3 separate regions of the Mus musculus genome follow, and all the other regions are linked to region 1. Evidence: chromatin loops called from intact Hi-C (ENCODE). Cell type or tissue: left cerebral cortex. All regions are shown on one strand. Links, peaks and the distances in the headings refer to the core of each region. The heading gives the core; the rest is flanking DNA. Region 1 has its middle 28 kb from the start of Gm32796. Region 2 overlaps Gm32679 (a long non-coding RNA gene). Region 3 holds the start of Gm32679 (a long non-coding RNA gene).

Region 1 (10,735 bases), core at 1,615-9,614:
TGCACTTGTGTTTTGCCTGCACATATTTCTGTGTGAGGGTGTGAGTTACAGACAGTTGTGAGCTGCCATGTGGATGCTGACAGTTGAACCCAGGTCCTCTGGAAGAGCAGCCACTGCTCTTAACCACTGAGCCATCTCTCCAGCTCTCCAGAGCAGGAATTTTCACTTTTTTTTTTTTTTTTTTTTTTTTTTTTGGTTTTTTGAGGCAGGGTTTCTCTGTATAGCCCTGGCTGTCCTGGAACTCACTTTGTAGACCAGGCTGGCCTTGAACTCAGAAATCCTCAGCCTCCCGAGTGCTGGGATTAAAGGCGTGTGCCGCCATGCCCGGCTTCTTCTTCTTCTTTTTTTTTTTTTTTTTTTAAGATGTATTTATTTATTTTTATTTTATGTATATGAGTACACTGTAGCTGTACAGATGGTTGTGAGCCACCATGTGGTTGCTGGGATTTGAACTCAGGACCTTTGACAGAACAGTCAGTGCTCTTACCCCCTGAGCCATCTCACCAGCCCCAGAGCAGGAATTCTTAACAAGATCCCTGAGGCTTCAGGTGACAGGATTCCGGAGATCTGCCAAGGCAGGTAGGTCATTGATTTGTCCTTGGGTACAGAGTGGGTGTGATTTTTTTCCTCTACAGAATTCTGTGACTGTCAAAGATTTCCAAGCCACTACAATGGCTCCCCTATTCTTGTAATTAGTAATACAACTAATTAGTAAGTATTATGTTTGGATATGAATCCCCCTGCCCCCTGGCTTATGTGTGGAAAGCTTGCTATCCAGCCTGGTGGGCTTAGTCATTTGAGAATTTACTGAATTCTGAGGCCTTTGACTAATGAGTGGATTAATCCATACTTGATGGATTCATACTATGATGGCATTTTCGGGAGGCACAGCCTCGTTGGAGAAAGCACGTGCCCTGGATAGAGATACCATTGCCCTAACCTTTCCAGTTTCCCTTTGCTCCCTTATATTCACCATGTGAGCAGCCTTTCCTTCCCTGTGCCCTTCGGCCATGATGCTTCTGCCTTGGCATACGCTTAAAGCAATGCAGTCAGCTGACCGTGGTCTGAAACCCCTGAAACCAAACCAAACAACCTAACCAAAATAAGACGAAAACTTTCCTCCTTGTAAGTGGTTTCTGACCAGCATCTTATCACAGTGTTGAAACAGCTAACACAGCAAGTTGGGTCCCTGATGATGTTCAAGCCTACATTTTGATGTGTTTTCTTTGATTGCTATACTGGCTAGTTTTGTGTCAACTTGACACAGCTGGAGTTATCTCAGAGGAAGGAGCTTCAGTTGAGGAAATGCCTCCATGAGATCCAACTGTAAGGCATTTTCTCAATTAGTGATCAAGGGGGAAAGGCCCCTTGTGGGTGGGACCATCCCTGGGTTGGTAGTCTTGGGTTCTATAAGAGAGCAGGCTGAGCAAGCCAGGGGAAGGGAGCCAGTAAAGAACATCCCTCCATGGCCTCTGCATCAGTTCCTGCTTTCTGACCTGCTTGAGTTCCAGTCCTGACTTCCTTCAGTGATGAACAGCAGTATGGAAGTGTAAGCCGAATAAACCCTTTCCTCCCCAACTTGTTTCTTGGTCATGATGTTTCTGCAGGAATAGAAACCCTGACTAAGACAATTGCCAACCTTTATAATACTAGGCAAAATCAGATGCAAGAACAATTTTTGGGAAAAAAAATGTTCACATATTTCCTTACCTATCTCTATTCTGGAAAGTTGAAAGTCTTGCTTCATCTCAAATACTCCTCCCCACTCCACCCCCATGTACAGCAGAGTCACTGTAATGCAGAGTGGGAAGAAACCTCTAAAGTCTTCCAGCTGCACAGATAGAGAAACTGAGGCGCAGATGCTAAGTCAGTGCCCGAGTCCTGCCCAAGGCTTGTTCCTTATTAAGGACTCAACTCCAACCATGATCAGAACCTCTTGCCAATATTTCTCAACAAATGACAGTACAATGTGACTCATTTTTGACATTATGTAAATGAAGGAAACAAGACTGAGTGCCCTTCTGTCCAGAGAGCAGGAAATGAAGGCTGTCTGGGGCCGCATGTTCCCAGGGACATACTGTGTCACAAATGGGGTCTAGAAGAAGCAGGTCTTTGTTCATGGCCGACTTCACTGAGTTCCTCTCCTCAGCCGTGACTAGCAGGATTGGCACCCGACCCATTCTTCCAGCATCAGCCAGAGGCCACTTAGGTTGTCCTCTGCCACCAGAGGCTGCCCCCTCCCCCAGAGTCTGCCCCCACTGAAAGCAGCATTAGTGCTCTCTGGAATAGATGTTTCAAGCCAATCGGTGCCTCCCTCCCATAGGAAGCAAAGCCATTTGCCACAACGGAGCTTATACTTTTGCTCAGAGAAGTGCTGAGTTGAGGCTGTTAGAGATTATTGGGCTTTTATATTTTAGCTCCCCCAGCCCCCGCCACAGAGTAACAGCAGTTCCTGTGAGGGACAGTCTTGTGCTCACCTCAAGCAGGGATTGGTTATGGAGTCTCTCCCAGCTCTGGCTTCTTTCAATTAGGCAAAGCAGTGTTTTTCATCAGAGTTAACTATGGTGAGACAGTCCAGAAATGGAAGAGTGTAGAAGAATGATAGTGTTTTCCAGAGACTAGGCAAGCTGGGGGAGCTATTAGAGAGCATCAGACACATAAGGAAACTCTGGCCCAGGGAGAAGCAAAGGCGGGGAGACCACAGAGCCAGGTGGCTGCAGCTGGACCAGAAAGCCTGAGAACTGGGCATTAGTGCTGAGCTGGCACACGTTGTGCCAAACACCTGTCTTTCTAGACGACTTCATAAGCCTGATGCAGACCACAAGCGTGTTTTCAAGAGGTACCATTGGCTAACGTAGAGACCCACCAAGAAAAAAAAATGTCAAGGACTGGGGGCTGGAGAGAGGGCTTAGGACTTGAGAGTTCACACTGCTCTTGCAGAGGGCCTGAGTTCAGTTCCCAGCACCCATAGAGGCAGCTCATAACCATCTGTAGCTCCCGACGATGCCTTGGTCTGGGACTCACGTGCACATATATACATACAGACAGGCGTGCATATGCATAATTTAAAATTAAAAATAAAGTTAAAAACATTTTTTAAGGACTGAAGGATAAAAGATGTTGAATAATTTATCGGAAGCCTTTGAACACACTCTCCCGGGGCGGGGGATGAGGCGGGAAGGCCCCCTTCCTTCCCTATCCACCAGAATCTTTACTGTTCCTTCGCCTGAGTCAACTGGACACGGTCGAGCTTAGCCCCCTGCGCTTCTCCTAGGGTTTGACCGGAACAGGCTATCTAAGCAGAAGGGACCCCTTCCCTGGATCACCTGCCATCAGAGACTTTCAAGCCTTTCTTCGCCCCTCCCTTCCCGGCTCCAGCCGGGGTGTTGTGCAAGAGCCAGAGGAATTTGTGATAATGGAGCCACATGCCCAGGCTCAACCCAGGCCCAAGGAACTTGACCTGAAGCAGGAGGGTAAGCAAGAACACTCCTAGCTCCCAGGCCAGAAGGGTGGCCGGCAGCCACAAGGAAACTCCTAGTGGTCCTGAATGCTGCCAAGGAGGGGGAGGCTTGCCTTCTTATTTATAGCATTGCGATTGCAGGGGCTGGGATGGGGGGAGCTCGGATCCCTCTTGAGCTTGGCGCATGATTCATTTCTCCTCGGGAGCTGCGGGCCGAGGCAGGGCGTGCGCTCTGGCAGCCTCCGGCCAGCCGCACACTCGGGCCTGCTCGTTTATTTATGGTGCTTTATCAGGGGCTGTGCACCGCGGCGATAAAGTTTATGAAAAGAGGCGGCGTCTCCGGCGGCGGGCTGGGCCCCGGCGCTCCTTTCCCACACTGATTAGGATCAGCCGGGACTTTGGAAGCGGCAGTTAAGGATCAGGGTGCCTGGAGCTGGCTCGCCTTCCTGCCGCGCCCAGCCTGGCCGGCTGCTGGCCCGCGTGGGTGGGAGGGCCGCGCTGTGACCTGGCACGGGGCAGGAGCAGGGCAGCCTGGAAAATCCAGCGTCCAGATCCCAGCTGAAGCCGTAGAAAGGGGCTCAGGAGCCATTTCTCTTCTGAATTTGGCAACTCCGACCCTGTGGGTTTTTGTTTTGTTTTGTTTTGTTTTGTTTTGTTTTTTACTTTTCCAGTTCCCAGTTCTTTTCGTGTGTGTTTATTCTCCCGGTGCATTTGGGCCCATCCCTTAAGAAGACTAAGTCTCTGCAGCGAGAATATCTTTAATCGCTTCAGAGATAAATTCAGAATTACTAGCTCCGGTCTGGGGCCTCTCAGAGTCGCAAAGGGTGGATTACAGAGTAACTGCAGCCTAGGGTTATAAGGCTCCAAAGCAGGCACCGAGGCTGGCACTTGCCTCGGTCTTACTGACTTCCTTAATTTGTGGTGACCTCAGGGAGGTGACAGTCCTAGCCAGAACATTTCACTGTGTGATAAAATGACTCAGAAAGGCAGGGGCTGAACTTCAACTGGACTTTAGAGGCAGGAAGTGCAGCTCAGTGGTAGGGTCCTGGCTCAGGGTTTGATTCCTACACACAAACATACACACACACACACACACACACACACACACACACACACACACTAACCTAAATAAATAGAATCAGAGCCCACTCACTTAACGTCTGGATTTCCCTTCCTTCCTAGCACCGAGAACGGTGAACAGGACAATTATCCTGCCTGAGAAGGTCACTGAGGTATTATGGTCTTGAAAACAGGGGTCATGTGTCTTCATGTGTCAGCCTGACTGGTTTAGAATCACCTAGGAGATTGGATGGCTGGGGCTTATGAGGATGCTTCCAGGGCGGCTTACCTAAAGAGGGAAGGCCCACCCTGAATGTTAGCAGCACCCTCCTATGGTCTGGGGGCCTGGACTGAGTATGAAGAAGAAGCAAGCTAAACACTAGCGTTCATCTTTGTTCCTTCACTGAGATGGCCATGCCTTCCATGGACTGATGGCATTCCTTCAAAGCAGGAGCCCAAGTGAACCTTGCTTCCTTAAGCTGCTTTTACTAGGTAGTACATCACGGCACAGAGAAATATAGCTAACACAAGTAGATGTTCGCTAGACATGGTGGTGGGAAGGTAGGTGTTTCAGACAGAACAAGCCCTTCATAAAATTGACTCTCGGGGACAAGCTGTGTTCACCTTCTGCTTCTCTAAGGAGTGGGAGGGCAGAAGGCCAGCGACTCTGAGTTCTGTGACGACAGGGTTGCCTTCATAGACTACTTCCTTGCCCTGGAACCTTCGGCTTGCAACTGCTGAAATTCTAGCACCTCAGAAGTCTGACAACCATCTGATCTCTTCCTCTGATTCCTCCCAGACTCAGTCTTTGTCTCCCTAAAATCAAACCTGCCTTGGGGCTGTGTTACTAGACGGAGTAAAGTCCTCCCCTTCATACTTGCTTTGACCCAAGCCTGGCTTGCTATTGTATACACAAGGGGTGTTTGGTAACTGTGGTTGATGAATACATAGGTATGTGTGTCATGGGGGGCTGGCTCATCTCACAGGTGTCATATTTATCCCTTCATGGATTTCAAGACCAGACAGGCAAAAAAAAAAAAAAAAAGGGTCATCTGTGTCCCCACCAGGGAAGGCCTAGACCACTCTGCCAAGAGAACACAAAGACTAGAACAAGCCTAGCAACCAGGCTGGCTGAGCCTAAGCAACCCAAGCTGCTAGCCCTTCAAATCCCTCCAGACAAGAAACAGGATTAGTCCCAGGGCCTGGACCTAGAGACGAGTCAACAAACGGAAGTCATGTTGCCCTAGTTATGGGGGAGAGCATTGTGTGGGCTGTGAGCCAGGCCAGTCATTGCGCAAGCCATTTTGAGTACAGCAAGCCAGTCGATGGAGCCAGGACATGCTGGACATCTGATCCTACGGGGTCCAGCATCAGCAAAAGGCACTTTCTAGGCCTGTTGCTTAGGGGGTTAGGTTTGTATATTGTTCTTTGCTTTAATTTTTTTAAACTAGATTTTTTTTGAAGATTAATTGGAAGAGTAATATATAAATATACTTTCAAAAGTAGAATTAGGGGCTAAAGAGGTGGCTCAGCAGTTAAGAGCACTGGCTGCTCTTCCAGAGGACCTGTATTAATTCCCAGCAACCACATGGTGGCTCGTAATTGTCTGTAGCTCCAGTTTCAGGACACCTTGATGCCTTCATTTGACTCCTGTGAATATCAGGCCTGAACAAGGTGTACAGACATACTTGCAGGCAAAAGATTCATAAAATAAAACGAGGAGTCAGTTTTGACTGGATAGGAGTCAAGGTCAAAACAAAACAAAATAAAATAATCCAGTACTTGGGAGGCAGAGGCAGGCCTTGTGATCACTATGAGGTCAAGGACAGCTAGGTTGGTCTATGTAGCAAGTTCTGGGTCAGCCAGGACTACAGAGTGAGACCCTGTCTCAAACCATGAGCCAAAGCAGCCGTACAAAGAAAATTCTATGCCCAGTCACATACTGCTTAATTAATTATCTTCCTCCAAGGCACAAGTTCTCATCATTGAGAATGTCTTTGGAGCTCAGAATGAAGCCTAGTTGGTAGGCAAGCCTAGGCTATGTGAGACACCTCTCTCTCTCAATTCTTTTTTTAAAAGATTGAATATCTTGTATTTATATGATGATCCTAAAGGTTGTTACGAAGTGGATTCATTTGTAGGCAACGTTTACATGGTGATGTGGAGATGAGAATTACAGTCCGTTGGTTTTGAGAATCGCAGATTTAGTCTTTCACGTTCCGAACGATGTTAGGTACTAAGACAGTGTGGAGTCCTATGTTCCCGACCTCTTCCTTACTACATAGGCAAGGCATGGTTGAAGCAAGGACAGTTGAAGAAAGATCCAAGGAGAAGTCACAGTTGGCCCCCCAGCTTGGATAGATACTGTGAAGCCATTTTAATAAGTGTCAATAGACTGTCAGGATGGCTCACAGGATGGTAACTGATAGAGATACAGTAATTCATTGGTGGGTAGGTGCTCAGGGAAGTATTTACACATGTTCTGTGGTTACTCCGCTGTGTTACATTTGGGGGAGGAGGAGTCATAGAGATGAGCAGCAGAATCAGAGAGTCCGCACGTAAGATCAAGGAGAGGCGACTCTGTCCAGCCTCTGTGCAACCAGCATCATCAAGTCTAGAGAAGGAAAGGCCCAAGAGGCTTAGTGTTGAAGCCCATACCAAAGTGAAGAGGCTTAGTGTTGAGCTCACTAAAAGTAAGCTCACTTTTCTTAGGTTCTCAAATACCAATGACCCTCCAGGGGTACTGTACCCCATGGCCTTCTTAAAGGAAAGGCTTGCTAGGGCCAAGCATCCCTGGGGCCTGATCCTACGGGACTGTCTAGCCACTTGTGACCCTGTCTTTTTTCCCTACTGTGTGATGGTCCCGTATCAGAGCTCCAAGCTCTGTGCTCTGCTTCACATGAGATCTTGCTACATAGTCTTTCCAATTCTTTCTCATGGTCTCATTGCTCCCAGAAGTCCAAAGCTCATGTGATGGAAGGATCCTGAAACCAGTCTCGTATCCCAGCATCTAGACCGTCTTCCTGGATTAACTGGGGCTCTGTCTTCTGTCCCACAATACAGGCTTCTTCCCTGGAGATCAGGGCCTCTCACGCAGCTGTCAGACATGCTCAGACATGTCAGACCCCAGCTCAAGTTCAGCCTCGGCTCTGGATTTACCCTAATAATAACCACAAGTGTTCAGACGTTTTGACAAAAAGATTTTAATGAATTGTTCTACAATGAAAACCAAGTAGGAGTCTCTGGGTACCGACTGACACGGAAGGGTTTTAGTGAGAGAAGAAGGCTTTCTCTTTTCCCTCCGTCCATCCTTTTTAGCTTTCTTATTTTCTTTCTTTCTCTCTCTTTTCCTTTCTTCCTTTCTTTCTTTCCTCCCTTTCTTTCTTTCTTTCTTTCTTTCTTTCTTTCTTTCTTTCTTTCTTTCTCTTTCTCTCTCTTTTTTCCTCCCTCCCTCTTTCCTTTCTTTCCTCCTTTCTTTTTTTCTCTTTCTTTCTTCCTTTCTTCCTTCCTTCCTTTCTCTTTCTTTCTTTCTTTCTTTCTTTCTTTCTTTCTTTCTTTCTTTCTTTCTCCCTTCCTTCCTTCCTTCCTTCCTTCCTTCCTTCCTTCCTTTCTCTCTCTCACCCTCCCTCCCCCTTTCTCTCTCTCCCTCCCTCCTTTCTCTCTCTCTCCCTCCCTCCTTTCTCTCTTTCTTTCTTTTTTCTTTCTTTCTCTCTCTCTTCCTTCCTTCCTTCCTTTCTCTCTCTCCCTCCCTCCCTCCTTTCTCTCTCTCCCTCCCTCCCCTTTCTGTCTCTCCCTCCTTTCTTTCTCTCTCCCTCCCTCCCTCCTTTCTCTCTCTCTCTCTCTCTCTCTTTCTTTCTTTCTCTCTCTCTCTCTCTCTCTCTCTCTCTCTCTCTCTTTCTTTCTTTCTTTCTTTCTTTCTTTCTCTTCATCTTTCTTTCTTCTTTTCAGTAGTTCTAGAGATTGAACTGAACCTAAGGTCTCATGCCTGCCAGGTACTGAGCTGTGCTCCTAGCACATCTTCTTCCTTTCCCCCCTTTGTTTTTGACACAGATTCCCACCGAGTTGCCCAGGTTGGCTTTGAACTCACTCTGTAGCCCAGACAGCCCTGAACTTGTGTTCCTCCTGAATCAGCCTCCCAAGTAGCTGGGATTATAGACTTGTGCCACCAGAACAGCCAAAGCATCATAAGGCAAGTGTCTCCTCCGGTGGAATCTAGCATTTTCTTGCTATCAGAGTGAGTTCAGCCTTTGGGGCTCCTGGAGTGAACCAAGGTATTCCAATTTTAAAATAGAATATTCCTGGTCCTTTCCTTAATTCAAGCCACATGAGTGTTCCATGGAGGGTTTTTTTCTCCCACACATTTTTTTTCCTTATGTCTTAAACCTTTACACCTGCAGGCAACAAAACTAATGAACAAGCAGTAAACAGATATGAATGAGGAAGGCTGGAAATTACCTTGGCTTGATGCTCTTTTTAAAGAACATGTGTTTGAGGTTTTATGTGGCTGACCCACAATGCAGACATCTTTTCTGTTCATAGTAGGGAGAGAATCAGATCACTGTTCCCAGGTGTTTCTTCGTGATTTGGAAAGCACGGTGACTTTTATTTCTCTGTCACCCAGGAGCACACTTGAATGGTATATTGTAGGCTAGGTGTGGGGGGCTGACTTCCCTCCCCTCCCCTCCTAACTCTGCTGTTTGCACCATGGCCCGGACTGACTCTCCACCTCTGCCAGGCTAAAGATAACTTCTCCATCTGGGATATTAGCCACAGGCTAAATTTATTCTCAGGGGTGAGTTGGGGCTACCCTGACCTGTGACTCTGTGCAAGCACTAGGGACACTCAGCTCTAAGGCAATTCGAGGGGTCGGATGGAAGGAGAAGAGGGGATGAAAGAAACAGAGAGGCATTATTGAAAAGCTGCCAAAAAAAGACTTCAGAGAAAGAGGGACGCACCCATGACACACTGTGATTTGAGAGTAAGCCTTGTGAGCCTGAAGGATTTGACTGCTCCTGGCAAAGAGTTCTTCACTGTCGGTTACAACGTTACTGTAACACAACCCCAGAAGGAAAAGCCCAGTGTTAATCAGGGCTCAAGAAGTCAGTGGACTTGATGTACAGAATAGGGTATTTAATTTTATGATGTGGCTATGGGTTACATGGGAGACTAATAAAAGAACTCCATAAAATGTGGCTTGCAGCAATGGGATTCTAGCTTCTGCCAGAGGGGCAGCTCGGCTTAGAAGTGGTTTCAGACGGGAGCTGCTCTTCGGCTGGTATGTGCACATGTGGTCATTCTGGTTCCGAAACTATTGCAACCCTTCTGTGGCCATCAAGGAACTACTGCTCTCAGCTTCCCTGAGACCTGCCCTGCTGCCCCAAGCTGTCCAGCCCTCACCCCTGATACAAAGCAGAGCACATTCAGACCCGGCCCTATATACTATGTCTCTAATGTTACCTCTCTCTTGAGAGGCTAATATCTCTGCCCTTTAAATATCACCGGTCCCACAAAAGCATCTCTTCCTGGGGCTAGGCCTTCCAGATAGATGCCTGTGGGACAGATGGAGGACACAGGTCCACAAGCCTCTCCTGTACTAATTCCCCAGCATCTACATGCTTTCCTCAGGACTGCTGCATGGGCACACCCAATCTTTCCCTTGGATCGTTACTTGGCAATCTTGAAGGGAACCTTAATAGGCCTAGAGATGACCTCAGGGCAGAGGAACGCTTTGGAAGAAGCGGACAACTTTACATAATGTTGCCTAACCGAGGTTGTCATACAGTTGGAACCAGAAGGACACTGGCAGAACCTTGGGCTCTCTCTACAGCCAATACAGTCCTTTCTATGTCACCATCTCGGGAGACTAACAACTCCTTCCGGGCCACACCCATTGCCACAGACCATAGATCCTTAAAAAGAAATCTTCTGTGTGAACCTACAGGGCCCACAGATCTCTACAAAGAACCTTGAAGCGTGAGCCCTTCTGTTGAAAGGAAATCTCCCCGTGCAACTTGAACTTCAGTCTCCATGCCAGCCAGATAGAATTGTTGCAAGCCCCAGGATGGCTGTAACACAGCAGAGCTGTCTATTAACACACGCTGTGTTGTCAAGTGAGCAGAGAATGGATTTAGCCAACCAGAGTTTGTAGAGCAGCCCCTAAGTGCCAGGTAACTTAAAGTTGGGTGGTGCTAGAATCCAAACAGCCAGGAGTGATTC
Region 2 (10,735 bases), core at 93-8,092, 110 kb after region 1:
GTGCTTTAGAGGGAAACTGGCTTCACCTTGTTCTTATTAGTAAAACTAGTGAGTATAGTAGACTTAGCCACCCCGGACTCCAGCCATTGAACCCCCAGGACTCCAGCCAATGCTCCAGAACTCTCGCCATTGACCCCCAGGACTTCAGCTATTGGTCACCCAAGCACTCCAGCCATTGGCCACCCCAGGACTCACTTCAGTCACTGAAGACCCAGGACTCAAGCCACTAACCACCAGCTGTTGACAACCCAGGGCTCACTCCAGCCATTAGCCACTGAGAACTCTAGCCACTGACCATTCAGGACTCACTCCATCTAGTGATCACTCAGAACTCCAGCTACTAACCACTCAGGACTCCAAGCCACTGGCCACCTAGGACACACTCTAGCTATTAACCACCCAAGACTCACTTCAGCTACTGACCACTCAGGACTCCAGCCGTTGACAATGCAGGACCTCAGGACCTCACAGCCCTACACCAGTGATCTGAGGGCATTATCCTCATTATTATGAGGCTTGCCCATAAGCCAATCTGATAGGGAACATTTTCTTAGCATGGGTTCTTTCTTCCCAAATGGCTCTAGCTTGTGTCAAGTTGATCTAAAACTACCTAGCACGAGTGTTATATCAGAGTCAGGGCCTGAAGCTGTTAGATGGCACATCAAATAACTCTATTCTTAAGTTGCAAAGTAGATCACAATTGTTAAGGAGGATAATCACCAAAAATTTTCTTGCCTAAAATCAGTGGAAGATTCTGTGTCGAGACAGCGCTAGAAACATCACAGGTGCCATCTGTTCACGCAGTTTTCTTGAGAAAGGAGAACATGACAGCTACTGCAGCTGTCACAGCTTACACATGGCCACCGCAGGACACTGTCTAAGCCTGTGCCCTCCTGAGAGTATAGATGTTTATGTGCCTGAAACACAGGGGCCATCTTTGTGTTCCTACTTTAAATTGTGAAATTCTAACCATCCACATTGGAAATTTGCCTGGAATTTCAACACACCTCTGCCCCACTATCAAGCAATTCCCCTGGTAGGTGGTTGCCTCGAAAAAATGAAATCAGGTTGAATGAACTCATGGTGGACTCCTCAGGACTTTTTATGGCAGTTTTGGTCACAAAGGCTTCAACCAAATGCATCTTAGATATCCCAAAATGGATGCAGGGATCAGTAGCTAATTGTGGTACATCCATGCCATGAAATAACATCCAGACCAAACAAAGAAAAGAAGAACCCACCACTGGAGCATGCAATAACACAGGCCTCAGAAAGCACACCAAACAAAGGAAGCCGGCCAGAAAGGAGGGCACGTCACACCATTCTACTTCTGTGACACTGTAGAGGAAAACATCCAATCTGGGAATAGGAAGCCAGGTTACCGTTTGCTTTATGCTCTATGCAGACAGAGGGACACAAGGATAGAGAATGAAGAAAACTCCCAGGGTGGTAGAAATGTTTCTGACTGGGTGCTAGATCACATGGGCACATTCATTTGTCAAACTTCACTGAGCATTTAAGGTCTGAATGTTTTACTTTGTGCAAACCTGTAGGAGGGTGGCAGGTTTAAGCAAGATTTTAGCTGTAGAAAGGAAGGTATAACATCAGCCATCCAGGCAGGGAGAGACTAGGTGGGTACAGAGCAGTTAAGCACTAGAGTGAGTTTGCAGAGTGTATCCAGGTCCAGCCAGGGCTTGGGAGAGCTGTCTTCCCACTAATCCTAATGGCCAGGGCCAGCCAGCATCTTGTGCTCCATGCCAGCACTGAGCTGTCACCATGGGTCTGACCACAGCTGCTTTAATAGCAGGTTGGGAGAGCCATTTCCTCTCGGCCATACGGCCACATCACAGCCGCTGGCAGCTCTCTCTGGCCTTCTTCCCTCCACCGCTGACTGCCTTGTGGAGTTCACTGAAGAGCTTTCCCTCTCTTCTTCCCCAGACACCCTTCTAGGATATTTCTGGACCCCCTCTGCCCTTTACATTACCTGAACTCTATGGATGATCAACTCTGGATCCTTGGAATTTGGGGGACAGCTTTCCTGGGCCACGTAAAAATCCCTTCTTGTTTTTCAAGTCCATCTCTGTTTTTTTTTTTTTTTTCTCAACCAAATTGTCAAATCAGATCTCTCCAGATGCCAGCATTTGGTAATAAGTTGCCAGACTGGATGCTCTTCCGAAACAGTATTTTGCTCACATTTTTTTTTTCATCTATTCAAATGCTATCTTAGCCTCTCACCAATTTCGTCACTAAAATGTAGTTTCCCAAATGTCAAGTTTGTCCTATTGAACACCAGCACCAAGCTCTAAGCCTCTTGGAGAACACACAGCTTATTATCTAGTTTTCTTGTCTGTAAGTCACAAGAAAACCTTTTTCATAAGCATAAGGTGACTAGATGAAGCCTTCCCCTTACTGTGATGTTTATATTTTCAATGTTAAAATGAAATCTCTGAGACACCAGACACATGGCACCCAGATGAAGCCTGGTTATCTGGATGTGGGGCCACGGGTGCAGTTCAAGGAAGTTTTGGTCACATGCAGCACGCTATAGCCTGGAAATGTGTATCTGCCACAGGGAGACCCCCAGCCCCAAGCTTGCTTCCCTCTTCTTCTCCTCTGACCCCAGCAACCTATGATCCCCTTTGGTGGAAAACCCAGAAATACAGTTCACCTAGGGTGTCTTGTACTGCTGCTAGAACTAACTCTTCTCAGGGGTCTCCCCTTAGGTGGGCCCACTGATGGAGAAAGGGGGAAGCAAGGTAGCAGGACGTTGGGCCCCTGGCCACCTAGTTCTTTAACCAGAGCCGGGGCCCTTTGATCTGTTTCCTATCTGGAGGGAGCTTCCATGTAAACCTATCAAGATCATGGATTACTGCTGCCACCTCCCCTGGTATTATGCCCAGCACCATCTGATCCTCCAGACGGACACACGAAGGTAGGCTGTCCCTCGCAGAGCTGAATCATGAGAAGTAATCTGCCTGACTATCAGTAAGCATTACTACCTGCGAGTCAGACTGGTAGGGAAGATGGTATCTGGGCTAATTTAGCTCTTGTCTCCCTCTCTCCTTCCTTCCCTCTCACTCCTTCTCTCCTTCCCCCTCTCCTTCCTTCCTCCCTCCCTCCCTCCCTCCCTTCCTTCCTTCCTGCTTTCCCTCCTTTCCTCTGGACCCATTCTGGTGTCTTGCCTGGACCAGACCTTCCTGTGGTAGTAAATTCCTTTCACACTTTTGAGTTGTTTCAAAGTGCATTCAGGAGGTGTGCGCGCCTTCCCTCTGGTCTAGACACAATTACAGTAGTCAGAGGAACTGGGCCTGTCTGAGACTCTCACTTGAGTCCACCTGGGCCCATCTGCTGCCGTCGTAAATCTACAGGGAGCCAAAGGTGACTGCCAGAGGGGGCTGCTGCAAGCTTTTCTTGCTACCAGTTGCTCCGAGTCGCCTCTGCCAGGCCCGAGAAGCGCTGACTCAGCAGAACCAGGCTGCCTCTTGGAGACACGGGGCAGGGTGCGAATTTAAAAGCACAGTGCAAGCCTACCACAGAGCAAACGCAGAACAAAAGGTTAATTCCACGGATAAACAGCTCTCGGTGGCGCTCGACCGAGCGTCTGGTTCCCATTTCGCGGTGCCATTCTGCCAGATGCTCTCTCTGCTCACACATCCTGCTAAGGCTGAGATGAAATACAAAACCAGAAAGCTGCAAGCGTTGCTGGCAGCACAGGGTGGCAACATGCGGGGACACAGAAACCTTGGGAAGTGTCTTAGCTGTTCGCAGACCGCACTACCGCAACTGGCAAGTGGGGGCGGGGCGCTTAGATAAGCTAGTAGAGCCTTACTTGCTCAGACTGCTCAGTCTGAGGAATTTTTTTTTTTTTTTTTTTTTTTTTAAAGAAAACGTGAATGCGAACGTCAATAGAGGGGGCATGGATCTCTTCACCATTCCTCGGGTGCACTGATGAAATTTAAGAGATTCAGGCCAGCTGGGCGTGGTGGGGCGCGTCTTTGATACTAGCACTTGGTTGGCAGAGAGAGGAGGATCTCTGTGAGTTCGAGTCCAGCCTGGTTTACAAAGTGAGTCCAGGACAGCCAGAGCTGGTTATACAGAGAAACTCTGTCTCAAACAAACAAACAAACAAAAACGAACAAAAGATGAAAGCCATATGTAGTGACTCTTGCCTGGACAGCCAGGACTTAGGAAGTAGGGGCAGAAAGATCAGGAATTCAAGGTCAGGCTGGTGAGATGGCTCAGCAGGTAAGAGCACTGACTGCTCTTCCGAAGGTCCTGAGTTCAAATCCCAGCAACCACATGGTGGCTCACAGCCATCCATAATGAGATCTGACGCCCTCTTCTGGTGTGTCTCAAGACAGCTACAGTGTACTTACAAATAATGATAAATAAATCTTTGGGCTGGAATGAGCAGGGCTGGAGCCAGCTGGGTCAAAGCGAGTAGAGGTCCTGAGTTCACAAACATCTGTACAGCTACAGTGTACTCATATACATAAAATAAATAAATAAATAAATAAATCTTTAAAAAAAAAAAGTTCAAAGTCGTTGGAGACCTTGTCTCAAAACAAAAAAGTGGAACGGAAGCAAAAGAGTCACGCGAGGCTCGGTCCGCTTTCCCCAGACTAGGAGATCTAGATTCTTTTCTTGTATATCTTCCTTTGTGTAATGTATTATTACAAGTGCCCATTAGTCCCCCTATGAGCAGGCAGGAAGGACGATTCACCATCTTAGGCATTGACTGCATCCTGTATGAAGAGCATCGTGGACCCTCATGTTTCCTTAGCAAAGGACCCAGACTTGATTAACTTTAAATATTCTATAAGACATTAAATGTAAGTTTGCAAATGCACCACGGAGAGTCGTCTATTTGTGTTTTCTGTCCCTGAATCCCAGAGGTGGCTCCTGTCTCTTCCCATCTGGAAAGTGAATATGCTGTCCTGGATGCTTTGCTGTCCACAGACAGAAGAAGGGACTGGGCCCTGAGGTATTCTCCATCTTGTTGAACACTGTGTCCAATTGCATTGTCCAAAGCAGCAGGTAGCGGTGAAAGGCCTGTAGGCCCCCATTGTGACCGCCTTGGCTGCAGGTGAAAGGTCAGGTCTCAGGCAAGACTCTGACCCTTAACTTTTTTGTGACGACTGTCACAAGGTAGATTAATCAGATTTATGGCATTAAGCTCTAGCAATATCTTTATCCCCTCAGCTCTTTTTCTCCAGCAAAACTCTGTTGGGAAGGACGCAAAAAAAAAAAAAAAAAAAAAAAAATCTGATGAAGCGCGAGCAGTGTTTTTGGTTTATCTCTCACAGTCTTTATTACAAATTGGAAAGTATCGGTCGTGTAGAGGGAGGCCAGGCAGCCCCTTCCTTCAAACAGGGCTTTTATAAGTTCCAGCAAACTGTCCTGGCCCTCAATCAAATGCTCCTTACTGCGGGGACAATGGCGAGGCCAGGGTTCGCTGGTGCCGGTGAGTTTCTTGATGTGGGGCAGACCCTTCTTACTTGACCAGAACAAGCCAGCAATGTCCATAATTAGGACGCTTTGGGCTCATCCCGAGCAGCCCAAGCAGTTGTGGGGCCTGAACGGGACTCAGAGGGGCAGGTGGTCTGCTAGGGGCATAAACAGAGAAGCCCGCAGCTTCAAAGCTCGCAGCAGGCGTGGGAAGGCAGGAGACTGCTGACGTCACAGGGGCTTTTCATCCAGCCTCGCAGGAGAGCACCAACTTCCTGCTGATAGAAATTTGTCCGCAATTTTTTTTCTCATTCAGAAGTGACGGGATCCAGGAGACACTGGCTAGATATGATGACTTGATTAAGACTTGTATAGGCGACCCACATGCCTGGGAACTGGCCAAGAGGGAGCAGGCATCAGCCCGCTCCAGGCTTTCACCAGGAAAGCTGACAGACTGCAGCTAGCAGGTTTCTCCACTCTGGGCTGTGAGGCTGTCAACATTCTGGACTCAGTGGCCCTCTGCGTTGCACCTGTGATTTTGGTATAGCTCTGAAGAGAAAAAGAAAATAACACGGGACTATTTTCCCCATAGTAATTTGCAGTGTGAAGGCAGATCACACAGACTGGACAATTATTTCCTAAGCATCTATTGTGCTCTGAGCCCTGAGCACGCTCTCTAAGATGACATGAGGCTGGATACCAGAGTGGAGGTGGGGAATGTTCATTACGTCTGGGCCAATCGTGTTGCTAAAAGGAAGATCAGTAAGATACAAAGCCTGATTTTGGGGGGGGGGGGGGGGGGCAGATACACTACAGTTGTATTTCATATCTGAGTGTAAATATCCCTCCCACCTTTTAGCTAGAGCAATAGTAGTAGAACTTTGTGACAGTGTTATCATAGGACTAAGTGAAATAATGTCCATCAAATATACAGCAATATGCCTTTAATAAGAATTTAATAAATGCCAATTGCTTTTATAATTATAATGATTATTTATTAAGCACTGACAGCCACAATAGTGCTATGTGCTACGTGGGCAGGGACACCAGCTCCATCCTGTAAGTGAAGAATTTGAGTTCATGGAAGTGAAGTTCTTTGTCCAGTCCAGGATTACACTGCAGGCAGTGGCAGATGGAAGCACCTTAGGCTCCCAAGGTAGCATGAAGACAGAGCTAAGTGTGTAGTGTTTGCCCCAGCAAGAAATAAACATTGTATGGAGCCTCTAAGATTTGGGGGTGATTTGTTATAGTTGTTTAGCTTTCCCTAATGTGGCCAAATGGCAGGCTCACCTTCATATCTTGAGTAAGAGAATATCAGAGGCCAAAAAAGCCCTGAAATAGCAGGGCTCCTGGTCTTTGGGGGGGGGGGGCGGGGGGGAGAGAAACTCCACAAAAAATGGAGACATGACTAGACCATCTTGTCTGCTGGGATTCACTTAGGTTGGTCCCACACGCACACCCCCAGGTTACTTTGAGGTTTTCGTCACTGTCGGTTTTGTGTACACACACACACACACACACACAGCTCTTCTTCATTTGCATCATGACAGAGACCAATTGTTTGCTGTAACTCTTACTGTTTGGAAACAGAAGGTAAGAATTCAGGGTGACAAGGAGTATCTAGGATAGAAGAAAAGATAAACCCGGGAGCCAACAAATCCAACATTGTAATAAATGGTGGCTTTAATCTCTCATTCTACTGCCAAGATTGCCACTGGTCTCCATGGTGTCTTCAGTCCCAGCCTCTACATACCATTCCAGTTACCTAGGCATGCGAGCATTCCCACATTTACTTCTCTCTCTCTCTCTCTCTCTCTCTCTCTCTCTCTCTCTCTCTCTCTGTGTGTGTGTGTGTGTGTGTGTGTGTGTGTGTGTGTGTGTGTGTGTGTGTGTGTCAGGGAAGAATAGAGGGGAGAGGTACACATGCCTGTGGCTAGAGGTTGGCATTGGGTGTCCTCCTCAGTTGCTCCCCACCTTATTTTTCAAGACAGGCTCTCTCACTGAATCTGGGGGTCACCTATTGGACTAGTCCAGTTGTCCAGCAAGCTCCAGAGGCCCCTCCATCTCTGCCTTCTTGGCCCTGAGATTACACACATGCCTTGCTATAGCCAGCTAAGTTCCAGACCTCCTGCCCGAACAGCATAAACTTACTGAATGAACACCCAGGGTCTCCCTAGGCCCTCAGTTTTGAATGCTCTATCAATCCTACTGGGTTCTTCTGCCTACTTCTCCAGAACCCTAGTTTCCATCCTTGCCATCATATCTGTAGGCTATCTCCTCCAAAGTTTGCAGTCCTGGACATAGTCCAGCATTTCTGAGTCTTTGCCTCCTACTACTCAGTGGGGACCAAGCCCCTGTGCATGTCTGGCAGCACCTGGGTTATAGACCCCCCACCTAGGCCTGGCATTTGCCTACCTTGATCTGAAAGAGACCAGAAACAGGATTTCCATGGGAAAGACAGGAAATAAAATGATAACCTCTCAACTTAAAAAAAAAAAAAAAAAAAAAGAAAAAGCTAAATAATGCCCAGTGTTTGTTTGGGTAAATAATCAAAACAAAACAAAACAAAAACCCAACAACCAGCCAAACAAACCAACCCTTTTCTTGGAGTGTGCTGGCATTACCTTTCACAGATTCACGTGTCCATACACTGGGCTCCCACGGCCATCATTTGCATAGGTAGGAGTGTGGTGGTGCGGTTTCCTGTTGTCTTTATGCTGATGTTCAATCTCCTCTTCTCCCCTCACCCCACCAATTATTGAATGCCTTTTTAAAAAAAAGAAAGAAAGAAGGAATCCCCTAACCCAGCAGATGTGTGCGAGCTGTTTGATCTTGGGGCTGAATAGGAACCAAGGTTCTGAGGCTTAGATTATGGTGCAAAAGAGGGGGAAAAAATCTTAAGGGGAACTCTATGAAGGCGGAAGTTTTAGCTTTGATCTCCCTCATTGAGTTTTGCTGCCGGGGTGTGTTTATATCTATTTCTATTTATCTTTTTAGCTCTGAAATTCCGTGCTGCTGTGTCTGCCTTTTGTAACACAACAGAAGGGAGTTTTGTCTAGTTCCGTGCAAGCGATTTAAGTCACTTAAGGTAAGAGTTTAATTTCTCTGGGAAACCAGAAGAAGCCTACAACATAATTTATGGATATCTTTTCCTTTAAAGGATTTTAAAAATAATTGGGGCCACTTTATTTCAAACCAAATGGAAAGAGGCCTATTAAAAAGCAGAGAGGCCTCATTCCAGACAAGGTCTGACTTACCATTCAATTCCTCATTTGCACATCTTCCTCACTAAAGAAAACCCAGACCCTAGGAAGCGTTCTGACCTGCGCAATTTAGAAGAGAGAAATTAAAGTGCATTTATTTATAGCTAAATCCTGTTTCAGAATTTTCCCCAAAGGGGGCTTCTTCAGCTCAGAAAATTGAGTAAGTCTGAGAGTTAACTTGAGAAGGCTTAGAAGGCACCTTCCGTATGGTGGCATTGTGTAATGTCATAGAGATAACCAGTGTGACGGGCTGGAGACTTAGTTCCTACAGCAGGTGGAATGGTGGCTTTTCAGTGTGATACGAACACACCCATCCCCCTCCCGATACTGTTTGCTTGTTTCATTTCAGTTTGAAGATTGCCACAAGTTCTCAGTTACTCTGTGCATTTATCTTCCTGCCCATGCTTTATATGCATTTTTCAGTTAATTTCCCAAGTCAGAGGTCATACGAGTATAACCCAGTGACTGAGCATTTGCCTGCTATGAGCCCCAGGCACGGGGCTCTGGGTTCATCATGGCAAAGAAAAATCAAAGGAACAAAATACATACATGTACAATATTTAATATACATCCAACCAATCAATCAATCAATCAATCTATAGTTATTAAACTTACTATGTCGCAGAGACTTTGCTTCTACACTTAGAATCTTCTGAGGGAAAAGCAGATTTATTTTGTACCTCAAATCAGAAAGTAGCAAAAATTGCTAACGGGTACTCACAGTAGAGCCGTTTTCAGAGTTTGTATTATTTAGCGTTTTTTGAAGTATTTATTCAGCACTAGCGGAATAAAAGCACAATGCTAAGCACTGGTGAGAGGTGGGGGAATAAATCATGGACCAACTGTGCTTTCTAAATGGCGCGGGAGTCGTAATAGACACTGCAGTCGCTGTTAATGAGCAGGGGAGTATGTGGGTGGAGGGGGCACACAACGCAGAAGACAGAGTCCCCGGGCTGAGGAGAGGCTGGGCCTTGCAGTGGGAACTGCACCGTCAGTCTTTGAGTTGTAGGGACTGACTTCCTGAGGGTTTGGAAGAGACTACCACCATTTTCTGCTAAAAGCAGGCCCTGTTGAGGAAATAGGATTTCTAAGAAAGTCTGGATGGAGCCTGGTGGTGGGATAGACCCCTTTAATCTCAGAGGCAGGTAGATCTTTGAGTTTAAGACTAGCCTGGTCTATAGAGTGAGTTCCAGGATAACCAGGGCTACACAGAGTAACTGTCTCAAAAACAAACAAGTAAACACACACACACACACACACACACACACACACACACACACACAAGTATGGATGGACCCATACCTACCACACACCAACAGGACTTTTCAAAGCTTTGAGTCTGTTGTACTTTTGCCCCACCCCCACTCCTGGAAAGACATTAGCATGTCCTGTGCTGACCATTGACTTCCTGACAAGATGTGCTGGCCCCAGAGATAAATGTGTCATGGGCTCCTATTTACTTACTTACTATGATCCTGGGATTAAAGGGGGTCATTACACGTGCTCAGTAAGCATTCTTCCACTGAGCTTCACCCTTGGCCCCTTGGTGTCTATTTAAGCCACCCTGGTTCAACTCTCTTAATGGAGTCTCACTTTCCTTGGTTGGGGTCAGTGTGGGACTAACAACAAGGTATTAGCCCCACTTCAACTGGTGTTGAGACACTTGACAAGATTTTCGTGTGTTGGATGTCTTTCTTGACCAAGTGGTCTTTAGATATATACCTTTTGATAGTTTCCTTTTAAAATGAGTTAGCTAAAAATAAGTTAGAATAAAAAAATAATGGTATCTATTTAACCATCCATGCCTCTTTGAATACTCAGTCACATTAACTGGATGTGAAATACCTACCATATGTTAAATATATGTAAGTATACATATCTCTGTGGATATTCCATCATCACCTGAATGTGAAATACCTACCATATGTTACATGTATGTGTGTGTACATATAGTAGTAAATACCTACTGTAAACATTCAATCATTCACTGTATGTGAGATGCCTACTGTGTACAAAAAGTCCCT
Region 3 (10,735 bases), core at 2,409-10,408, 95 kb after region 1:
ATTGGGTTTTGAAGACCAAACAATTCCCTTCAGTACAGCTGGGGCTTTGGGTAGCCCCAAACCAATTAACTCAAATTATATAATTTCCCCCCACCCCCACCCCTGCTCCCTAAACTTGACTTGCCTAGTTAGCAGTGAGGGGAATTAGTTCAGATGCCTCTGCTGCCTGGCACAATGAGCGAACTCAGCTGTGGGCCAGCCAGAAGCATCTTGCCTGTGGAAAGGAATAAAGGCACACTCGAGTTGAGTGGCCGTGTCCTTGGTATGGCTCTCTCCTCCTTCTACAGTGTAATTCCAAATTTGGCATAAATATATTAATGGATTATGGGAGAGAGGAAAACATCCGAGCCTTTGAATGGGAGCAAGCAAGCTTGCTCTTGGAAATGTGCAAGGCTCATTACGGCACCTAGATTTGTGAGGTGGCGGCCAGAGCCATGGGAACTGTCTGAGGAGGACTCTTAGCAGGTGTGCGCCTGCACTCCAGTGGTTGTTTGAAGGCACAGGCGTGATATTGAGAGTAGATTTCCTCTTTCTTCTTGTGTGATTTGAGATTGAGATGAGAATAAGAGAAATGATAAAATCCTGTGACAATTCTAAGTATGGATCTATCTTCCATATTATACCATTATTTACTTGTTTTATGTATGTGAGTACACCATCACTGCCTTCAGACATACCAGAAGAGTGCATTGGATCCCATTACAGATGGTTGTGAGCCACCATGTGGTTGCTGGGAATTGAACTCAGGACCTCTGGAAGAATAGTCAGTGCTTTTAACCACTGAGCCATCTCTCCAGGCCTATCTTCCATATTAAAAGTACAATGATCTTAAAGTCAGAACAAGAGTCTGACTGTAGGCCGAAAATCTTTTGCAAATTTTGTTACAAACAGCTCAATCCCCTCCCCTATTTTCTATACAACATTGTGTTCTATTATCCTTTTAACAAGATCCTTGACACAAGATCCTCGTGACTCTTAATACTGGCAAGTTACATGTAAGCCTCGTCAGTTCAGTGTTAGAAAGAAAGGATCGTTGTCAGTTCCAGCATCCCAACCGTAGGTCTCTCGGGGATGCTCACACTCACAGTCTGTCTGTGAGATCCCAGCTTCTAAGTGCTGACCTTCCAGATATCAAAAGGAGAAAAGAGCAGACACCCCTCAGTGACTCTCTTCTCGTCTAAGAATATAAAATATAGTGGTGAGCTTGCCCTGGTGTTTTCTCACACATTCCTGTCTGAGCAGATGCCGCCCTGGAAACTGTTGGCTCCTTTGACTGCAAGATTCCAGCAGCCTCCTGCAGCAGGCCATGAGAATCTGGGTGCTGGGAGTTACTTTTCAGGTCTGACTGCTCATGCAGAAGAGGAAACTGAAAGAATTGTAGTCATCTCAGAAGCGAGTAGGCCATGGTCTACAGCAACTATGAATGAAATGTCATTTTGTCTTTTGTATGTGTGTATATATTTAAATACAGTTTGTGTTTCATAAAATAAATGAATATTATTGAACCTAAAGATACCTTTCTTGCTGGGTGTGGTGGCTCATGCCTTTAATCCCAGCACTCGGGAGGCAGAGGCAGGTGGATTTCTGAGTTCGAGACCAGCCTGGTCTACAAAGGGAGTTCCAGGACAGCCAGGGCTACACAGAGAAACCCTGTCTCTAAAACAAACAAACAAACAAACAAACAAACACAAAAAAATATACCTTTCTTTTTCTTGTCCCACAATGGAAATTCATCCCAACTTTAAACCTAGTTTACTCCAGTCAATCTTGAAGGCAATGTATCAGGTAAGATTTAGAATTTTCACTCTTGGTTATATGGCAGCAGTCATTGGAATACCTTCGAATGATTTTGCAGCCCTGCTTGAGCTGGAACTCACTATGCAGTCCAGGCTGGCCCTGAAGTGACTGTCTCTGTTTCCCAAGTACTGGGATTGAAGGTGTACACTACCACTCTCAACCTCCTTTTCCTTCTTCTCTCCAAGACTTTCTGAGATCAAGCTGAGGAATCGACAGGTTGCTCACTGGTTTTCTTCAAAAGCCACTAACATCAGTGTTGAGTGCATGTTTTTCCTCCCGGCCCCAAACTCCTGTAATAATGACTCTGAGACAGGAAATGTATTTACAAACACCTTAGGCATACATTTTTTTGGTTGGTTCCCCGATTAGATCATAACTTAATATCTCATTTATTCTAATGTAAGTTCTGCCACGTGGCTTCTATCTTCTTCCATGTTCTCAGGTGAAACCCCCGACCCTTCTCTCTATCCCAGAATTCCATCTCCCTACCGGATGTCTCACCTTCTATTTCTTGCCTAAGCTTATAGGCCAATCAGCATTTGATTGACAGGTGCTTCATGCATACAGTACACAAGAGATTCCCTCTACACATTAGTGTCCCAGAGGTAGAGGACCAGCTTTTCAAGGCCTTTGAAGTTACGGTACCAATGATCAAGGCTTGGGCTTCCTCTTTTGAAAGTCTCCATCTTTGGGGATGTGGGTTCCTAAATTCAGGAGCCATAGGCCCAAGGACAAGACTCAGAGTACAGCTACCAATTGAAACAGAGACAGTAGATTTTCAAATTTAAATTCTGAAAAAAGAGCTGGAGAGATGGCTCAGCAGTTAAGAGCACTGACTGCTCTTCTAGACGTCCTGAACTCAATTCCCAGCAACCACATGGTGGCTTACAACCATCTGTAATAGAATCCAAAGCCCTCTTCTGGTGTGTCTGAAGACAGCTACAGTGTACTCACATACATAAAATAAATAAATGAATAAATCTATAAAAAAAATCTAAAGAGAATGTTAAAAATGATTTGACTTCTTTCTTGGGAAAGAAATGGGGGAGCCATGGCAGACTAGAAATGAAACTGACTTGTTCAAGGTCAAGTGTTGACATAATGGTACATCCTGTATGGGGTTTGGTTCTTTTGACTTAACTGAAGATGATCTTTGGCAGCCAATGCCTCTTACATCTTAATGCCAAAAACACATCAGTTACTTTTCTGACTTCTGGCTTGGGGATGGTAGGGGAACGCTCTGACCTACTGGTTGCACTTCATCCCCCTGCCTCTCCCTAGATAAATTTGCCATTTGTGTCGGGAATAGAATGTGGGAAGTCAGGTGGAGCCGGAATAACACTTCTCCCCTTTGGATGCAAATCTTCCAGATGTGTTTATGCATCATAGCTGCTTCCACTTCTGAACCTTGGCTGCCACTCCTGTCTGGGGAATCCTCCCTGAAAATCAAAGCATGGGGATGGTTTATTTTGGAAGTATCTTGAAAAGGATAATGTTTGACCGCTCTCCTCCGTGCCTTTCCCTCTATGAGCCTTGTGTAATGATCCAGAGACAATCAATTGGACACTGCATTTTAAAGATAAGGACGGGGATTTTACTTCTGAGTAACCCGGTGACCCCAATCAATCTCTGTCTTACAAACCCTCTGAAGATTTGATGCTCCACTCCGCAATCCAGGGCAGCTTCCGAGGACGGCAACAGATGTTGCAATCCAAACACCTTTATTAACTATTTATCTTCAGATGTGTATCAAGGACCTCTTGGCCAACAGGAGTAGTAGATAGCCCCTTCAATGAGGAACCTTCGCTTTCATCTTCAAGCCGTTTCCCTCTGTAATCCCTTTGAGAAGGAATAAAAGTCGCTGACAATATTTAGCTCCTTTAAAAGTCTGTCTTTCTGAAAAGCAGATGTTGTCTACCCAGTGAAAATGTGCCTGGTAAGTGGCATGTCACACACAGACACACAGACACACAGACACACACACACACACACACATAGACACACACACACATAGACACACACACACACACACACACACACACACACACACACACCATTGTAAAAAGCATCAGATAAGCACAGGGTAGGCAGTTAACAAAAGTGGAGATTTCACTGTTCAACTTTTTTTTTTTTATGAAATCGATAATTGTATTTCATTTGCCAGACTTCGGCCTCCGTCGAACGAGAACTTTAAGGCTATAAAGAGTGATCCTTCCCACCTACCTGCTTTACAAGACTGTCAGGAGGATTATAAATGATGCCAGGGGTAATTGAAGCCCTGGGAATGAGACACAAGGCCAAAATATTTGAAGCAGGACTCGGTGTAATCCTCCGTAATTGAACTCATCAAGGCTTTGTTCTCTAGAGAGCTCTCCCCGGCAGTTTAGTGGGGTTGTTCCTTGGACAGAAAATAAACTATTGTGGGTCAAGGGGGACGGTGTTCTCCTTCCCTGGTTTAACTCACTGACCAAACAGGCTAACTCTCTCATCCTGGAATGAGTAGGCCTTGTCTTCAAGTACAGGAGGTTTCACTGGGGGTAGGGGTAGAGGTGGGGGTGAGAGTGGATGAGGTAGGGGGATGGGGAGGGGGGTGGTAAAGTGTCAACCTCTGAGTGTCCTCCCTGCTATTTGTCTTCAGTTGGCTAAGCATGTGACCATTTCACTTCTGGCTTTCCTTCCAACCTACCCAGGCCCAAGTAGGATAAAGAGGACTCTAGCATTACTGAGCACAGTGTGTGACAAGACCTTAAACTGGGGACACTTCTGTGTGGTTGGCTGTCCTTTTCGTACAATTAAATTGTTGCTAACTTCCCAGTGCCTTGCCTTACTTGCTGCCACAGCATGGACACTCAGACAAAGGGTCACAGGGTCACACCAAAGAATGGGGGTGGAGCGTGGGGCGGGCAGAAGCAGAAACAGGGAAATCATGAGTTCAGACTCATCTTGGGGCTTTTAGTGAGTTCAAGACCAGATTGCTCTGCACAATAAGACCCTGTCTGTCTCAAGCAAAACAAAACAAAACAAAACAACACATGTTGAGGGTGCAGTTCAGTGGTAAAGCGCTTGCCTTACCTAGACAAGGCCTTGGGTTCGATTCCCAGAGTCCCCTTCCTTCAAAGACTTAAAGAGTGGAGATCTGTGGATGAGGGACTGTATGCAAGCTTTTCACAGATTGGAGCTAAAAGTTAGCCTGTGAGAATGAGTCTAGTTACCCATTTCCTTTTCCTGGTGAATTAATAAGTTTTTTTTATTTGAATACCTGTCCAAGGAAAGTTCTGTACAACTACATTTAATAAAGTGTTATTTAAGTTATAAATCTATCATGTGTTTTGTGTATATGTTTATTAGGGTATTTGTTTTGGGGACAGGATCTCACTGTGTTGTGCCCATGCCCTGTAACTCACTATGTAGACTACACTGGCCTCGAACTCACAGAGATCTGCATGCTGGTGCCTCCTGAGTGCTAGGATTAAAGGTGTGGGCCACCATGCCCAGCCCTACCTTGTGCTTTTAGATATTGAAAATGAACACTCGTGGAACTCTCAAGTTCATATATGATTTGAAGTGCTACAAAATTAATATTCATTAATCCTTAATTTGATGCATCCCAGCTTCTACTAATAAACAAATTCTGACTAGCCCTGAAAAAGGATTAAATTATCTTTGCATTACTTCTGTTAAAAAAAAAATAGTATACCAAAGTCATTGGTACACTAAGAAGCAATCAAAAAGTGGTAAAATGTAGATTAAACGTTGTTCCATGGGTGGGAAGACTCTTAAGTCAGAGGCGAGAAAGGACTGCCTCAAAACAATGTGACCTATGTAACAAGGTGGCAGGACCTGAACTATGTAACGAGGTGGCAGGACCTGAGCAATGCACGTGTGAACTCTAGCTGGTTTTGCCCTTGCAAGACCTGCACAAGATTGGGCCTGCCAGCTTTCCATCATTGGCCAGAGAAGGGCTCATGAAACCCGCCCCTCCCTGATTGACAGGTGGTGATGTATGTGGGCGATGTTTTCTTCTTTGGTGTAAGCACTGATAATTTGCCTTTGCCCTGTAAATAACCTCCCATGCTCTTGCAGGCGAACTGATTAAGCTCCGTGGGTTACACACAAAAAAGGTATGTCAGTAAGAAGGGTGTTTGGTGGGAAGATGAGCATAAATGTGAGGATTGGTTGTGAGACAGGGTAATGGGGTGAGAAGGGTTAAAATGAATTGCATACAGGTATGAAATTGTCAAAGAGTAAAAAAAGGTAATTTTTAAAGATACGTAAAAGCTAAAAAGTATTTTTCTTCTAAAACAATTATGAAAATGCTGCTTCTACAAATTTTAAATGTCTGTAGCATTTGCTAATTTTATAAAAATTTATCTTTGTACCACATGTTCTATTTGTCATTTTTTTATATGCTCCCCCATATTTATCCGCCTCTGGGATATGGGTTGGGGTAGGTGATGTCATGCTAGAGTCTAATCCTTCATCAAAGTTTGCTTGATTAGAGGCGCGGGGTGGAGGGAGCTTGCCTTTCCCCCTTCCCTCCACACCATGTTTAAGGTCCCGAAGGCTTTAAAGCTTTCTGCTATATGGCATCTTAGGGGACCAGCCAAAGCCGCAACTCAGAGAGTGAGGTAGACCTTCGAGAGGGAGTTATCCTCAGGGAGATACTTTAAGAACTTTTGAGTCATGTGACTGGTAGGTAGGCGTTTTAAAACTATCCTATGTGAGATTGCATGGCATGCATGCAGAGAAAGTACAAGAAGCGATTGCGGCCAACCTGGAGTGTCCCGGAGCAGAGGTCAGAGGAACAGGTACCCACAATCCCTAGCACACTAAGACAGTAAAGTGCAGGACCTTAAACAAGAACTTACAAGATGGTGTGCCGACTGGGAAAGGTGAGCTGGAGACCATAAGCTGAAAAAAAAAAAAAAGTAGGCGGAGGGAACAGCGCCATCCAGAGGAAGTTAGGGAATGATTCGCGCTTGTGGGGATCGCTAGCTAAGACTGTAGGAACACTAAAATGAGCCACTCACTCTCTTGCCATCCCTGAGGTAAGGAAGGGATGGTCCCCTTACCCAGCGCGCAGAGAGATTGATAGCGCACTTGTAGGACTTCAGAGGCACATAGTGAATGCTAGCTCTTGCCACTCGAATGCAATTTTTAAAACAAACAAATAAATGACACAAATATTGGTGCAGTAAAGAAAGCCTATAATCTCAGTACTTCAGAACCCGAGGCAGGAGCAGGCTAGCCTGGCTATATAGTGGGTTTTAAGCTAGCCTGGGCTGTATAAAGAGACACTGTCAAAAAAATCAAAAGCAGGGACTCACAAGATGGCTCAGCAGGTAAGGGCACTTTCCACCAAGCCTGACAACAGGAACCCACATAGTAGAAAGAGAGATCTGGTTGCCCTGAGTCGTCTTTTAACCTTTGCATGTGTGATATTCAAACACACTAAATAAATGTAAAAAAAAAAAATTTAAAAATCTTTTAAATGAAGAATTCAGCGAGGCTGGTGTATAAGAACATGTTGGGTCAGAAGCCTACTAAGAATAAAGAGCCTGGACTAGCATGAGGAAGTGTCAGAGTGGAAGGACCACTGTTGTCTGTCAAGAAGAATTCTCCAGGCTGCCCTGGCTATGAATGGCCCTGAAAATAACGTTCTCCAGGCCCTATACAGGCATGGGGCCTAGGGGACTGGGTATTAGTAAAAGTTTCAGTTTCAGTTTTTTGTTCTGTTTTTCTTGTTCCTGTTTCTGCGTATGCTACTTAAAATGTATTTTATTTATTTATTTCTTACCTTGGGGCTAGAGTGGGCATTGTCGAGCACTAAGGGATGGCTGAACCTGTCTTTCAAAACCACTATTCCCAGTTCTCTTCCTGCAGCTAGCCATGATGAAGCAAGCGGACATGAGAGTGTGTGGAGGGAGAAAAGATGTGACCTGGGATGGAGTGAGACCTTTCAGAAGCCAACTAGCCGTCCTCAGGCGAGGCTGTGGAAGGTAATGGCCTGAACTCACTTCATCTCTGGCATCACTCCAGTACCAATCCCTGTGTGACCTTGGGTGACTTATAGTTCCTATGTGAACTGCAACTATGTCCTGAAGAGAGAGAGGACACATATGCACACAAGCACACACACACACACACACATGCGCGCACACACACATGCACACACACTCACTCATCATGTATACAGTTCACTGGGTGGGATGGTCAGAGAGACAGACAGAAAGATGGAGAGGGCAGGGCACCAAGTAGGCAAACTGTAAAGTCCCTTTCAGCTCCAAGTTTACCTGATTATCAAACAGCTTAATCTTTGCAAAACCCTTTGCAAAGGCCACAGCCAGGAGACAGTTTTTGCAACCGGTCTCCAGTGCAAGCCTTGGGGGTTATTCAAAGGGCACTGAACAGCCCCACATCAAGATAAGAGAAGGAACACCTCCAAGAGCCTCTCTCTCCCTCTGTGCTCACAGGCACCTCTGCATGTGCCCCTTGGGACTTGCTTGTTTAACCCTTATGACCCTGCACTGTTGAGTGGGGGCAGCAAGAAGCAGTTAGACTCTATGGTGCTAGTGATGACTTCCTGGCTCTGGGACAGTGGCCCTGCTGTCCCTTTGCCAGAGACCTGTGAGTTGGGATTTCAGAGTTCTGCTCAGAAGCCTTGTGACTCTATAGACTGAAAGCAAAAAGAATTTATGTCTTTGAATCTTCCACAAGTCACTTACACATACATCCATCTCAGGATAGTTTCTACATCTTAAACACTATGTTTCCCTGCAGGAAGGTCCTTCTGTTTTATAATTGGTTCTGTTTTATAATTGGAATTTTTTTTTATTGTATCCTTCCTCACCAAATTATAGGATAATCTCATTTTTAAAACTTATTTATTTGTTTTTATTTATTTTATGTGGATAGTTGTTTTGCCTGCACGCAAAACCTATCCACATAAAGGAAGAAGAGGATGCTGAGTTCCTGAAAATGGAGTTACAGATGGTTGTGGCCTGTCATGTGGGTGCTGGGAACTGCCCTTTGAGAGAGCAGCCAGTGCTCTTAACCATTGAACCATATCTCCAGCCCAGGCTAGTTTTTAGTATTTTAGTATTAATTTTAAATTTTAGTATTAGATTAAAAAGTGATCACTGGGAGATAGATATGGCTTATGTGCTTTAATTCCAGCACTTGAGAGGGAGAGAGGGAGGGGAAGGCGAAGGGGGAGGGAGAGGGAGGGAGAAGCAGATGGATCTCAGAGTTTGAAGTTAGCTTGGTATATAGAGCTGCAGGCCAAACAGGGTTGCATGATGAGAACCTGTTCCAGGAGAGAAAGAAAGAAAGAAAGAGAGAGAGAGAGAGAGAGAGAGAGAGAGAGAGAGAGAGAGAGAGAGAAAGAAAGTTGGAGTTTTTTGGTTTTTTGTTTTAAAGAAAAGAAAAGAAAAAAAGAAGAGAAGAGAAGAGAGAAGAGAAGAGAAGAGAAGAGAAGAGAAGAGAAGAGAAGAGAAGAGAAGAGAAGAGAAGAGAAGAGAAGAGAAGAGAAGGAAAGAGGGGCTGGAGAGATGGCTCAGTGATGAAGAGCCCTGGATACTCTTCCAGAGGTCCTGAGTTCAATTCCCAGCCATCACATAGACCTCACAACTGTCTGGAACTCCAGTTCCAGAGGCTCCAACACTCTTACACAGACATACATGCAGGCAAAATACCAACGCACATGAGATAACAGTAAAAACCAAGAAACGTTTTAAAAAGAAAAGAGAGTTGATTTCATTCGTAGTGAGAGGCCTGCTCCTGTGTCCCTTATCTCTGGGGGCTTTGTGTTTGTGAGATAAACTGTGGTAATAGTGACGTCAACAGGCCTTCCACCCTGCACACGCCTCTACCCACAGCTTGGAGCCATCTGCTTTAGCCTTATCTCACTCATTAAGTTTTAACCCGAGTGTGCACATGAACTCGATGTCTCAAGACACACAGCGGCTCCCTGGGGGCTATATTTAGACTGGCTTGTTCCTGGATTCCCTGTCTTACTTTTAGGGATATGATGACAATAATTTGCAGAGAAGAAAATATAAACTCTCAGGGAAACACAGCACCCCCTCGTGTGAGAGAAAATGGGGGACATGTGTAGCAGCTAGTGCTAACAGGATCTGCTAGCGGAGTGATAAAGTGGTAATGGCTGGGGGAGAGAGAGTAGAGGGGAGTCAGAGGCTCAGGACGATTCCCCTGCCTGCTGTGTAGACTGCTCCAGCAGTATTGTTCCTTGAATGGCTGTTTTCCTCCTCCTGGGGAGCGCCCCCGCCCCTCCCCCACCACATACCCAGAGCTTGTAAGCTTTGCCTTAAAGTAGGTCACAGAGAAGGGGGTGTCTTCTCTTAGTGTCAGGTCCTACAGCCACCTTCCAAGTTGTCTCCCACAATTCACCTTGTGCCCATATGTCACTCTGAGAGCACCACCCCCCAAAACCGGCCTTAATGGCTGGGACTTGATGGAGGTGGAGTGGGAGACCAGGTGCCAGGTGTCAGTGAGAAGGACCTAGAAGGAAAAGCCTGAAGTAGTCTTAGCCCTGAGTGTCAGGGCACAGTTTCTCTTTGACTACAGCAAAGCCCTTGAGACAAATATTTATCAAGGCCCCCTAGAAGCCCTGTGCTTAAGTGTGCTTCGCAGAGGAGAACAAAGAAATGTGGTCCAGGCTCAACACATCTGAGGCGGCTTCACCCACATCCAACCCGGCCCTCAGGCCCCTGACAGTCAGGGTTTCTGTTCTGCAGAGAGAAGGAAGCTTGCTTCACAGCAACCCCAGGATTCTTCGCAGGAGGGAAACGAGGCTGAGGCCAGGCCAGGTTGAGTCTGTCTCCTGCTGTCAATTACACAGGGCACAGAATGCTTGGGTTGTATCATCTGTCAATCTCAGGCCTTGACACCCGCCTGGGAACTTCCTACTGTGAAGCAG

Evidence for each region. Hi-C counts contacts between places; a loop is a spot of excess contacts. Peaks named below come from ENCODE experiments on the same cell type or tissue, not always from the same donor. Only the 100,000 strongest peaks of a DNase experiment are listed, where the experiment ranks them.
Region 2: it touches region 1 in a loop (1.9-fold over the local background); 4 of 42 quality-filtered maps call a loop at or near these places.
Region 3: it touches region 1 in a loop (1.8-fold over the local background); 4 of 42 quality-filtered maps call a loop at or near these places.

Annotation. Positions count from the first base shown.
Region 1 is chr16:29,939,192-29,949,926 of GRCm38, reverse strand. No RefSeq gene overlaps it. Among named protein-coding and RNA genes, the nearest start is that of Gm32796, 28 kb to the left of the region's middle. In left cerebral cortex, for the core only: no CTCF peak of the experiment used is centred there; DNase peaks (open chromatin) are centred at 1,998, 3,608, 4,277 and 5,762; H3K4me3 peaks cover 809 bases; H3K27ac peaks cover 1,140 bases.
Region 2 is chr16:29,832,370-29,843,104 of GRCm38, reverse strand. It overlaps Gm32679 (a long non-coding RNA gene), which reads left to right. Exons shown (of 4, transcript XR_875997.2): 3 at 8,446-8,536. Among named protein-coding and RNA genes, the nearest start is that of Gm32679, 12 kb to the left of the region's middle. In left cerebral cortex, for the core only: a CTCF peak has its summit at 4,338 (motif pointing left); DNase peaks (open chromatin) are centred at 799, 1,612, 3,693 and 5,683; H3K4me3 peaks cover 919 bases; H3K27ac peaks cover 468 bases.
Region 3 is chr16:29,844,733-29,855,467 of GRCm38, reverse strand. It overlaps Gm32679 (a long non-coding RNA gene), which reads left to right and starts at 5,546. Exons shown (of 4, transcript XR_875997.2): 1 at 5,546-5,918; 2 at 7,681-7,796. In left cerebral cortex, for the core only: a CTCF peak has its summit at 6,739; no DNase peak of the experiment used is centred there.